Regions from separate parts of the Mus musculus genome. Here region 2 is linked to region 1. The links are chromatin loops, found by intact Hi-C in ENCODE. Cell type or tissue: left cerebral cortex. All regions are shown on one strand. Links, peaks and the distances in the headings refer to the core of each region. The heading gives the core; the rest is flanking DNA. Region 1 has its middle 37 kb from the start of Mtpn. Region 2 has its middle 13 kb from the start of Gm38789.

Evidence for each region. Peaks named below come from ENCODE experiments on the same cell type or tissue, not always from the same donor. Only the 100,000 strongest peaks of a DNase experiment are listed, where the experiment ranks them.
Region 2: a loop joins it to region 1, with 3 times the contacts of the local background. A loop is called at or near these places in 2 of 42 quality-filtered maps.

The regions. Positions count from the first base shown.
Region 1 is chr6:35,500,503-35,505,885 of GRCm38, reverse strand. No RefSeq gene overlaps it. Among named protein-coding and RNA genes, the nearest start is that of Mtpn, 37 kb to the left of the region's middle. In left cerebral cortex, for the core only: no CTCF peak of the experiment used is centred there; DNase peaks (open chromatin) are centred at 378, 898 and 2,796; H3K27ac peaks cover 2,253 bases.
Region 2 is chr6:35,423,441-35,428,823 of GRCm38, reverse strand. No RefSeq gene overlaps it. Among named protein-coding and RNA genes, the nearest start is that of Gm38789, 13 kb to the right of the region's middle. In left cerebral cortex, for the core only: no CTCF peak of the experiment used is centred there; a DNase peak (open chromatin) is centred at 2,320; H3K27ac peaks cover 898 bases.

The DNA.
Region 1 (5,383 bases), core at 299-5,298:
TTTCTCAAGATACTTTTTTAATTAGTGAATTAAAGGTATGTCATTACATGCCTGCTAAGTTAATATTGAAAGAAAGGAAATTAACTGTAGTTACTAGTTTTTTCTTCTCAGAGCTATGTGGGTTAGAGTTCGCCTGGTGTTTCCTGACTTCAATGTTTAGTTTTGTCATGCTGTAAATCAACCCTTAGGATAGTTTTCTAAAAACTTCATTCATGTTTTGGCTCCACTCTTTCCCTTTGAAATTGCCTGTTCATGAAAGAGGATATAGGTTTTCTTAATAAGCCTCTGGGCTAATTATGTCAGGGAGTTGTGGGAACAAATTCTAAATACAGAATTATGGACCATGTGCCTTCAAACTCAGCCCACAACTATAGAGCAGAACTTCTGTTATCAGACTTCGAGGAAATCCTGGCAGCAGTGACCAAGTTTCTTCTCGTATCCATAAACATATCCATCCAATGAACGTTAAAAGATTCTCTCTGCTCAGCCCTACTTCCCCTCCCCTAATGATGATCAATGCGTCTAAGAAAATACAATTACATCTCCCAGGTTTCCATGAAATAATTACAACATCTTGAGAGATAACAGTGACTCCAATTTCAACTATATTAAGGGCATCAAAATGCTGAACCTGTCCTTGAACCAGAAGAAAGATCCAAGAACCTTGATATCACCAATTTGGAATACAAAACAGGAAATTATTTTAAGGCTGTTTACAGTAATCAGTTTTGAGAAGGCAGTTGTACTAGATTTTCAGAAATTAAAAGCATTTTGCTTTCGAGCCTTAAGTGAGGGTTCTAAAAGTGTGGAAATGGGAACAGTGTCCTAGAAACAAGGATGTTAGACCATCTGGCTGACTGCTAAGGAACATCATTTCTAGGAAAAGTCCTCCAGATCACTTCTCACCCAAGTTCTGGGCCCTTACCTCCAACTGCCTTGTATGTCTGAGCATTCAGCACCTAGCCACCCACACTAAACATTTGTCTTCCAAATTGCTTATTAAGCTTAATTTATGTTCACTATTCTTGTAATCATCTAAATGTAAAACCTATATTTCATCTTGACTTCTGTGATGGTTCTTTTTTCGGTCATTTCCCTCAAAAAGCCACCAGTGTCTCATTCATACTGCTGCCCCTGGTGCTAGATATGGTATTGTCCCAACTCCCAGCAGGAAGCCTAGATTGTAAGCCTAGTTTCTACGCTGTTATCCAAACCATGTGGCCCTCTATTACTTGCTGTTTGAGTCTCACCTGTGCTGCTTTGGCTCTATCCGCATGTCTTCGGGGTGCACTTCTTCTGGCCACGTGCTCATGATCCATCCAGCCTCAGGGCAGCCTCCTCCTCTCTTCCTCGCTCCATCTTTCTCTTCCCCCTTCTGTCCCTCCCTGCCACCCTCCCCCACAGTTGTCTTTTTCAGGACCCCTTACTCAGTTCTCAGGTCCCGCCTTTCTCTATCACCCCATCGCAGGCTGTATATCCTTTTATTACCCAATAGCCTTAAATTGGGGAGCAAAGTTTACACAGTAAAGGCTAGTGTATATGAGGATGCACTTGTCTGAGGGGGCAACTAGATCTTGGGGTTCAGAATTTAGCAACCCCTAACAGGAACCAAAAAAGAAAGAAATTGAAGTCCCTGTGTCCAGGACCTCAAAATGTCACTGTATTTGTAAACAGCTGGGGTCCTTATTATAAGACAACATGAAGGCATGGAGGCACCACATAAAGATGGAGGCAGACACTGGATTGGCACAGCTGTCTGTCAAAGTGAAGGATTGACAGCCACCGCAAAAAGGAAGGAAGAAAGGGAAGGATTCTAAGCTGGAGTCTCAGAGGGAACTCAGCCTTTAGCACCGGGAGACAAATTCACATGGTATTACTCTCCCAGGTTCTGGCACTTCATCTTCCTGCCACAGTCTCCACTGCACTGGTTTATTTCTGCCTGCCCATAAGCCCCCTGAGACTTGTCTCTGATATTTTCAGTCTCCAGGGAGCACACAAATTCTCTAAAAGTCCTTGTAAGTAAATTGATCTGGTATCCTTCAAACTAACTTTTCCCTGGACCTAGAAAGACTGAATCCACACTTGAGGAACTACACTGTCCTCATTCCTAGCATGGTGTCTGGCACTTCATAGGTGCTCAGTACTTAAAAAATCCAGTACCCTACTATATGTGCTGGGAGCATCCCGGGTAGATGTATCTCTGCCTTCTCTTAAAAGAATTTACTAATAAAATGACTTTAGTTTCTCCAGACAAAAGAGGGGGAAATACAATTTTCTTTCCTGGTAACCTCAACCAATAAGTCATTAGAAGAAAGAGGCCTGGCCTAAAGCTCCGGGGAGCCCATTAGTCCTTGGTGATCCCTCTTGGAAGAGAACCCACCTCCCATGATCAGCCTTCCTGTTTATTAATACATGACAGACTTGTTCTTCCACCCATTGTTACCTGGGCTTCCAAAGTCCTTTGAAGGCATAAATAAATGATGGTCAGCTGGTCTCATTACCCTAGGAGGTTGTCAGTGCTGAGAATTCTGACAGCCCTCCTAGACAGGATTTGCTACTGCAAATGCCAACTAATGGAGCCCTGTCCCATTTCCAGAGATGCTTGGTGATTCAAAGAACCAATAAACAGGACAAGTCTTCAAATATGACAACTGTACAGGTTGCTTTTCAAATAGTTTTTACCTTAGCAGGGCAGAGGACTTTAGCTTATCAGTTAAGTCAGTCTTCCGTGATTCTAGCACCCACAGTGACTCATGTATCAAAATTGGGCAACAGGCCCAGAAGATGGCTGCTCTTCCAACTATTTTCCAAAACCTTTTTTTTCCTACCCCTCTCCCTGGCACACTCCCACTGGGTTATTTCTTTAGCCATAACACTGAAGAGATAACTATTTAGGGATAGAGAGGATAGAGGGAAAGTAGTATAGTATAGGAAAGTCTAACCTTGAAGCGAAAAATCAAAGAAAAGATGACAAGATGTCTCAGTGGGTGGCAATATAACACGAAGTCTAGAGGCCTGAGTTCAATTCCTTGGACCTAACTGATGGAAGGAGAAAACCAATTCCCACAAGTTATCCTTGGATCTCAGCACATCCTCATATGCACACATACTTATGTAGAAACACACAAACACACACAGACACTAAAGCAAATGTTTAAATTTTGAAAAATGTAATATGTATTGTCAGAAGAGAATATAGTCATTAAGGGTCAGTAAGTTGGTGTTGCACTTAAAGTCACATGGCACCAAGCCTGCTGACTCGAGTTTCATTTACTAGACCCATGTGATAGAAGAGTTCTGAATTCTCAAGTTATCCTCTGACCACATGTGTTCTGCAGCGCATGCATACATACACAGACACACAGTGGGGGGGGGGGAATGAATAAATGATTGAAACAAGGGAGAAGAATACAGTAGAGATCGATTAATGGCACAAATCATAGGAGTAGGTCAAATCTGGGACAGAATTTTGCATTTTTTAAAGTGGATTTTGAAGTCTATGGAGGCTCAAACTCTCAATACCCCAGATTTTTTTTCCAATATTCTGTCTGTCCTTAGCAACTTTCTGATCCAAAATACTCGATACACTTCACCTTCCCAAAAGAAAAGGCAAAGGAATGCACTTGGGGATGTAAAAAGAAGGGATGGAAGGACAGCTCAGCCTTAAGAAAATGTGTAAGCTTTAGCTGCTGCCAATGACCACCTGCCTCCTCTCCAAAGTCCTTTTTGATCCCGGGGTCATGGCTGCTAGCTGTGGCCATTCTGGAGGTAATGTTACATCATCTAACCTAAAGAAGACCAATTTAACAAGGATATACATAATCTTCCAAACCTAATAGTCCATTTGGAGTTTGCTGGAATGTTGCTCGTGGAGACGGGCGATGGTACAATCATGACCCAACTGTTAAGAGGTTAACCACTCTGATTGGATTTAAGGCCACTCCACAGGAGGGAATGCACACTTGGTACTGTAAATGTGATCAAAATACATAGCTGGAGAATTTGCAAGCCATAGAGGGAAACTCATTATTGTTGATTAGCTAAATCGACATGGCACCAAACTGCTTTCTGATTATGTTTGTACCCATAGATAACGTTCAGCCTTAATCAGAGAAGGCTCTCTTTCAGTGCATGCAAGTGAATACAGAAAGTCATGACTGTTCAGGATCCTGAGAGTGACAGGTGAATGAGCAGTTTTATACAACCCCCTTTAAGGCTCAGAGAGCCCTGCAGAAGATGAAGCAGAAAGAGCAGAACTAGCAGGCAGTAGAAAGGCTATGAAATCCTATCTTTAGGGTATGATGCAGCCGTTGTTAACATCACAGCAGCTGTAGTTGGCCTGTATAAGATATCAACAACCAATCATAGAAAGGGCAGTGTTCATGGGACTCTTTCCCTGATCAGCTAATGATATATTCCGGGTAGGAACAGTTTTCAGTTGTGTATCAAATTGTGAGTCCACCAAACTAATGAATAATCCTAAACCTATTGCCATACAGTCAGTCTGGATTAAGATCTGTGAGTCCCACAACTAAGCAAGAAGACAGGAAAAGGGACTTGTGGGAGTAGAGAGGGAGGATAATAGGAGCGAGAGGGAGTTAGGAAGGGTAGTTAAACAACTTACTATTTACACATAGGAATTTGTCAAAAAATAGAAAAAGCATGTGTATGTATGTATGTGTGTGTGTGTGTGTGTATGTATGTATATATATATATATATATATATATATATATATGTGTGTGTGTGTGTATTATGTATATATATATATATATATGTATATGTGTGTGTGTGTGTGTGTGTGTGTGTGTGTGTCACACTTTATGTGATTATTCAAATTTCTCTTGGCCCTTGATAGCCTGCTTAGGTAATAGAGGAAAAATAATCTCACCATACCTTTTTCAAAAAAGTCAATTACACAGTTCAACGTGCAGTTGATTATAGATTAAATTATATGAAGTTTAAGAGACTTATATAACAAGAGCACATATTTGGCTATGACACAAGTAAATAAAACTTAAAAGATAACTGGAATTTGTTTCAAACAATGTGCTTATAAATAAGTCAGGAGCTAAAGAAATTATGTCTCATTAAACAAAAACATAAAAATACAGATCCTTAAGACCTGTAAGATCCATAACTGCAGCCGGTTTTTCACTCAAGTCTCCCAGGAGATCGCAACACTGTAGGAATCAGTAAAATGGAGAACGGTCTGAAACTAAGAGGTAATGGAGGGCAGGTTAGAAAGCTAATGCCTTGAGGAGCCTCCTTCTCTCCTGGAGGCAGCCTGGAGGTGAATCTGGAGAGACTAGCACAAGTCCCTTGAACTGGGAGTACCAGACAAGGAGGTGTTATACTGAGAATGGTAGATTCCAGAGAAACTTG
Region 2 (5,383 bases), core at 276-5,275, 77 kb after region 1:
TGAGCAGTTGTCTAGTTATTCATAAAGGTGAAAAGCTGAACATAAGCTTTCTTGGTCCAAGAACAAGAATAGTTACATCCTTGCGGTACCCAGTGAGGCTTTAGAAAAATTGTACCTATTCACCCTCCTCATCCTCTCCAACAATGGATGGTGTAGCTTTGCTGTTCTGTGGGCTCTTAGGAGTTGAGCTGAGGACCTTGTATACGCTGGGTAAGTGCTCTAGCACTAACCTGCACTTCTAACCCTTGATCTTTCCATTACCAATATGATCATTTTTAAATGCTCTAAATTTGCTTATTTCCTTTTCCTTCTTTCTCTCTCTCTCTTTCTTTCTTTCTCCTTCTTTTCCTCCTCCTCCTCCTCCTCCTCCTCCTCCTCCTCCTCCTCCTCCTCCTCCTCCTCCTCTTCTTCTCCTTCTTTTCCTTCTTCTTCTTGACACAGGAGCTCACCAACTATCCTGGGCTTGTCTTGAACTGGCATCCCTCATGCTAGGATTAAAGGTGTACATCTCCAGGCTCAGCCAGAATTTTCTTCATACTCAAGAATATGAAACTTTGGGGGCTTGAGAGATGGCCTAGTGTTTAAAAGCACTTGATGTTCTTGCAAAGAACTTTAGTTCAGTTCCTAGCACCCCCATAACAACGCACAGCTATCAGTTATTCCAGGTCCAGGACATCTGGCACCCTCTTCTCACGTCATGAGTACCAGGCATACATGTGGTGCACATACGCACATGCAGGCAAAAACACATACACGTAGGGTAAAAATAAATAAATCTTTAGGAAGAACTTCTCATATTCTGATAGTCATGTTTCCCTGTTCCTGTCTAGCCTATTTCTCTGGTAGACTTATGGCCTTATCTATCGATTTATTAATTTATTTGGAGCACACACAACACATAGCATACACGTGTTAAAACACACATATATGAAATAAAATAAATGAATCTTTAAATTAAATTAAAATTACTTAGAGTATTTCTTTGTGGTATTCATCATGAATTATTCTTCCCAGCCTTCCTTCTGACCTTTTTACTTTGTAAGGTTTTTTTTTTCTTCTCTGAGAGATTTAGCTTTCTCATTGCTCAATTATTTTCATGTCTCCTTCATGGTTTCCCTTATGGATAATACTGTCAGGCTCTTACCACCCATGATTATAAGAACAGTTGTCCATATTTTTCTTCTACAGGTTTTTAAGCTTCTCTTCTCCACTTAACTTGTTGCTTTATGCTGTATTGATTTTGGTATCAGAAGTGAAACCAGCATCCCATGGACCCAGATTCTCCATCCTGATTCACAATCATTGTCACATATAATCACTGTGACCATATTTCCACCTTAATGAACATATTTACATATTCCTTTATACTGGTTCCATAATTTATCTAGTTACTCTTGTATTATTGGGCAATTAGGGTGTTTGCAATTACATCAAACTACACCATGATTACCATAACAGAAGCTGAACTCTCATTCCTAACTTTATGTTTGTATGTGTGTTTGGGAGGTACAAAAGTGCCATCTCACATGTGGGAAGGTCAGAACAACTTGGGGAAGCTGGTGCTCTCCTTCCATCATGTGGGTTCCAAGAATCAAGCCCAAGTCATGTGGTTGGACAGCAATATCATTACCTACTGAGCCAACTCAGTGGCCCTTAAATGATGCTCCTAATAAACATGCTACTGCCTGGCACGGTGGTTCAGTGTTCAATCCCAGTATCCTGGAGACAGAGGCAGACTGATCTGGGCAGCTCTGAGCCAGGCTAGCTATGGTTATAGTGTGTGTGTGTGTGTGTGTGTGTGTGTGTGTGTGTGTGTGTGTGAGAGAGAGAGAGAGACAGAGACAGAGACAGAGACAGAGACAGAGACAGAGAGAGAGAGAGAGAGAGAGAGAGAGAGAGAGAACCACACTTTGTGCTTTCTCTAAATCCAGACCTTGCCCAGTCATTCCATTACTGTGAATTATATCCTCCCTCACCCTCTTGCTCAAACTGAATCCTTAGAAGTAATTCTTGAGTCTTCACTTTTCCTCAGCTTCACCCAGCCCACCACACAAGTGCCATCAGCTCTCTGGCTCGCTTACATCCCACTCCTGCAGTCCCCCTTTTCAAGGCACTGTCCCTCTCAGATGTCAACTGTAGCAGGCCCTCTGTCCCATCCCACAGGCATCTGTCTTCAGACAGTAGAGTGTCATTCTAGGATATACATCACAGCAAGTCACCTCCCTCCTTAGACCCCCTGATAGCTTCAAGCCCTCATCAAGTCCTAGAAGGGTTGTCAGCTGGGCCCGCCCACCTCTCTGACTCATATTCTGTCATGCATTCCTTCCGAGACCAGTTGCCAGGCACTGACCTCATTTCTAGTCCTTAAGTGGGCCAAGCTGGTTCCTAATTTAGTCCCGGATCCCTCACACTTGGCATTGGAGCAGGATAATTCCTTGAAGTGGGGACTGGCCTGCTCACCATAAAATGATGAACAGAATCCCTGCCCTCCATGCCTTAGATGCCATTAGGACCTCTCCAGCTATAAGAATAGAAAAATGTCTCATGGTCTGAGAGTGCAGCTCAGTAGACGAACACTTGTATAACATGCACAGGCCCTGGGTTCAAGCCTATGGATCAAACACTTACATAAAAAGAACCTTAAAACAATGCCAGATATCCACTGGGGAACAAAATCACACCAAACAAAAACCACTGAGTTAGGGCTTTGGCATAAGATCTTCCCTCTGAGGCATGTAGTTTGCAGGGATAGCTTAGCAACCAATAACCCCACATACATCAGTCTAAGCAAAGCAACTGGCCATTCTGCCCTAAGAGCTCCGCAACAACTACCCACTTGTAGTTAGTTCAAAGTCAAACATCCTGAAACTAGAAGGAAATGAGTAGAGCCAACCAGAACCAGCTCTAGATGAACAGGGTGCTCAGAGTGAATTTTTAAGAGGAAATTCCCAATTACTATCTTAGATCTGTGCATGACTAGGCATGTATGTCATTAAAACTGTGGATCATGGGGCTGGAGAGATGGCTCAGTAGTGAAGAGCACTGGCTGCTCTTACAAAAGACTTGTTAGATTCCCAGCACCTACACACCACGGGATTCACAACTAACTGGAACTCCATCCAATCCCAGAGGATCTGATGCCCCCACCTGACCTCCATGGACATCAGCCAAATACTTAAATGCACTAACTTTTTTTTTTTTAATTATGAGATTAAAGCCCCATCCCCAAGCTGAACGGTGATGGTGCATGCTTTTAATCCCAGCACATGGAAGGCAGAGGCAGGCGGATTTCTGAGTTCGAGGCCAGCCTGGTCTACAGAGTGAGTTCCAAGACAGCCAGAGCTATAAAGAGAAACCCTGTCTTGGAAAACCAAATAATAATAATAATAATAGTTAATTAATACCCATGCCCCATGCCTGTACAGAAGATCCAAGATTCTGTCTGCCAATAGTTTACTGGCAAAAGCTCACAAACAAGCTGCCCCTACCAACCAACCCTGCCTTCTTCAGGAGGCTTACAGGGAAGTTGCCCAGGTGAGAGAGGAATTCTGAGCAGCCTTGTTTGAGCCCACTCCTCCTTTGCTTCACACCCACTCCATGCATTCACTTTGCTTCTGAGTAAAAGCCCTCGCTGCTTCCCTGTTTGTTCAAACTCCTTTAATTCTTTGAAACCACCAGTAACCCGGAAACCACCAGTAATACTCTTCTAAAACATTCTACTGCTGAATCTTTATGCAAATATTTTTCTTATGATGAAGACTCAGATCACAGGCCACCTCCTGAGGAGGCCTTCCTTGTCTAGCCAGTCTGAAGTAATGTCCTCTCTCCTCTTCTTGCCCACTGGCATGTCCTGCTGCTAACAGCTCTTGTCCTGGTCTGGGGTAGCCTCGTCTAGTTACTATTTTGCTGTATGTTTCCTTGTTAACATATCAGCTTCAAGCCAAGAACAACCTGGTATCGATAAGAAGAGACTTAGAAGGTATCTGTTGGTAGAAAAATTATTAATCCTTGTAAGTAAAACCAAAGATCTCTTTGTGGTTAAATCTAATGTCCTAATGACGATGTTAAAGTTGATGTAGTAATTCTCTCCAACCTTTGGAAATCCTGATGGCTTGCTCATTTTGAGTCACCACTTCCTTTGGCTCTGGTGACCCTGTGTTGTCATAGTTGAGCCCAGATCTTAGGCTTCATTTCCAGTTTTCTCTCCAGAGCTCCTCTTCCTTAGCCCATCCCCAATGCACTTCTCTTCAGGGGGCTTCACCTCATGTCAATTTTAAACCCCCATCACTCAGAGTGGTAGCCTCAGCCACCCCTATGCTTCATCATCTACCTTACCACTCCCCAATCTATGTCTTTATTCCAAGTACGAGCAAACACTAGACCATCCCACTGGAATATCCCACAAGCTCTTCCAAGTTCAGTATCTCCAATCCAAATGCATCGCTTCTACCAACCCCAAGCTGCACCTCAACAGCTTCTTTGCCACAGTTGATTTTTCTAGCTGGGTGTGGTGGCACACGCCTTTAATCCCAGCACTCGGGAGGCAGGGGCAGGTGGATCTCTTGAGTTCGAGGCCAGCCTGGTCTACAAAGTGAGTTCCAGGACAGCCAGGGCTATACAGAGAAACCCTGTCTCGAAAAACAAACAAACAAACAAAAAAAAAAACAGTTGATTTTTCTGTGCCAACTTGACATTGCCAGAAGTGGCCAGGTTAACTGTTATTTCTAGATTTTTACATGGAAGTGTTTCCAGGTGAGTTTAGCGCTTGAATCCATGGACTCAATAGAGTAAATCACCCTTTCCCAGAGTAGGGGACTGTCGTCAAGCCCCCTAAAAAGCCTGAGTAAGTTCCAAAGGTGGGGCCAGGATGAATCTGCCTTCTTTTGCTTCCTGCATCGATTCTTGAGCCGTACATACATCTGCCCATGGCCTAGGATTCTCAGAATCTAGTTCTCTGGTCTTTGGGCTTTATAGTTTGCAGCTGATAGGCTGTGGTACTTCTCAGCTTCCATAGCAAGTAAGTTGACTCCTCACAATAAATCTCTCAAGGTGTTTGTGTAGCTAGATATCCTCGTCTGCTTCCTAAGAGACCTCTACCCTACACTCTCAGCTAACACAGCTTAGCTTCTGCCCCTGAAGCTCCTAGTGTCTTTGTGGGATTCCTATTGGGAGTTGAGACAACATCCTCCCAAGAGTCTTTGTGCCGGCTTTGATTTTTCTAGAACTTTTTTCCTTGCTACCTGCTTGAAACTCAGTGATTTCACATTACCTGAGTCAAAGACCAAATCTCTTCCTTTGCAGTCTCATTAGCCCAAACTACGCTTACCTTCTGGACCGTAAACACTTTCCTTGTCAAATCTGAAACATCCTCACAGCCCCTTCT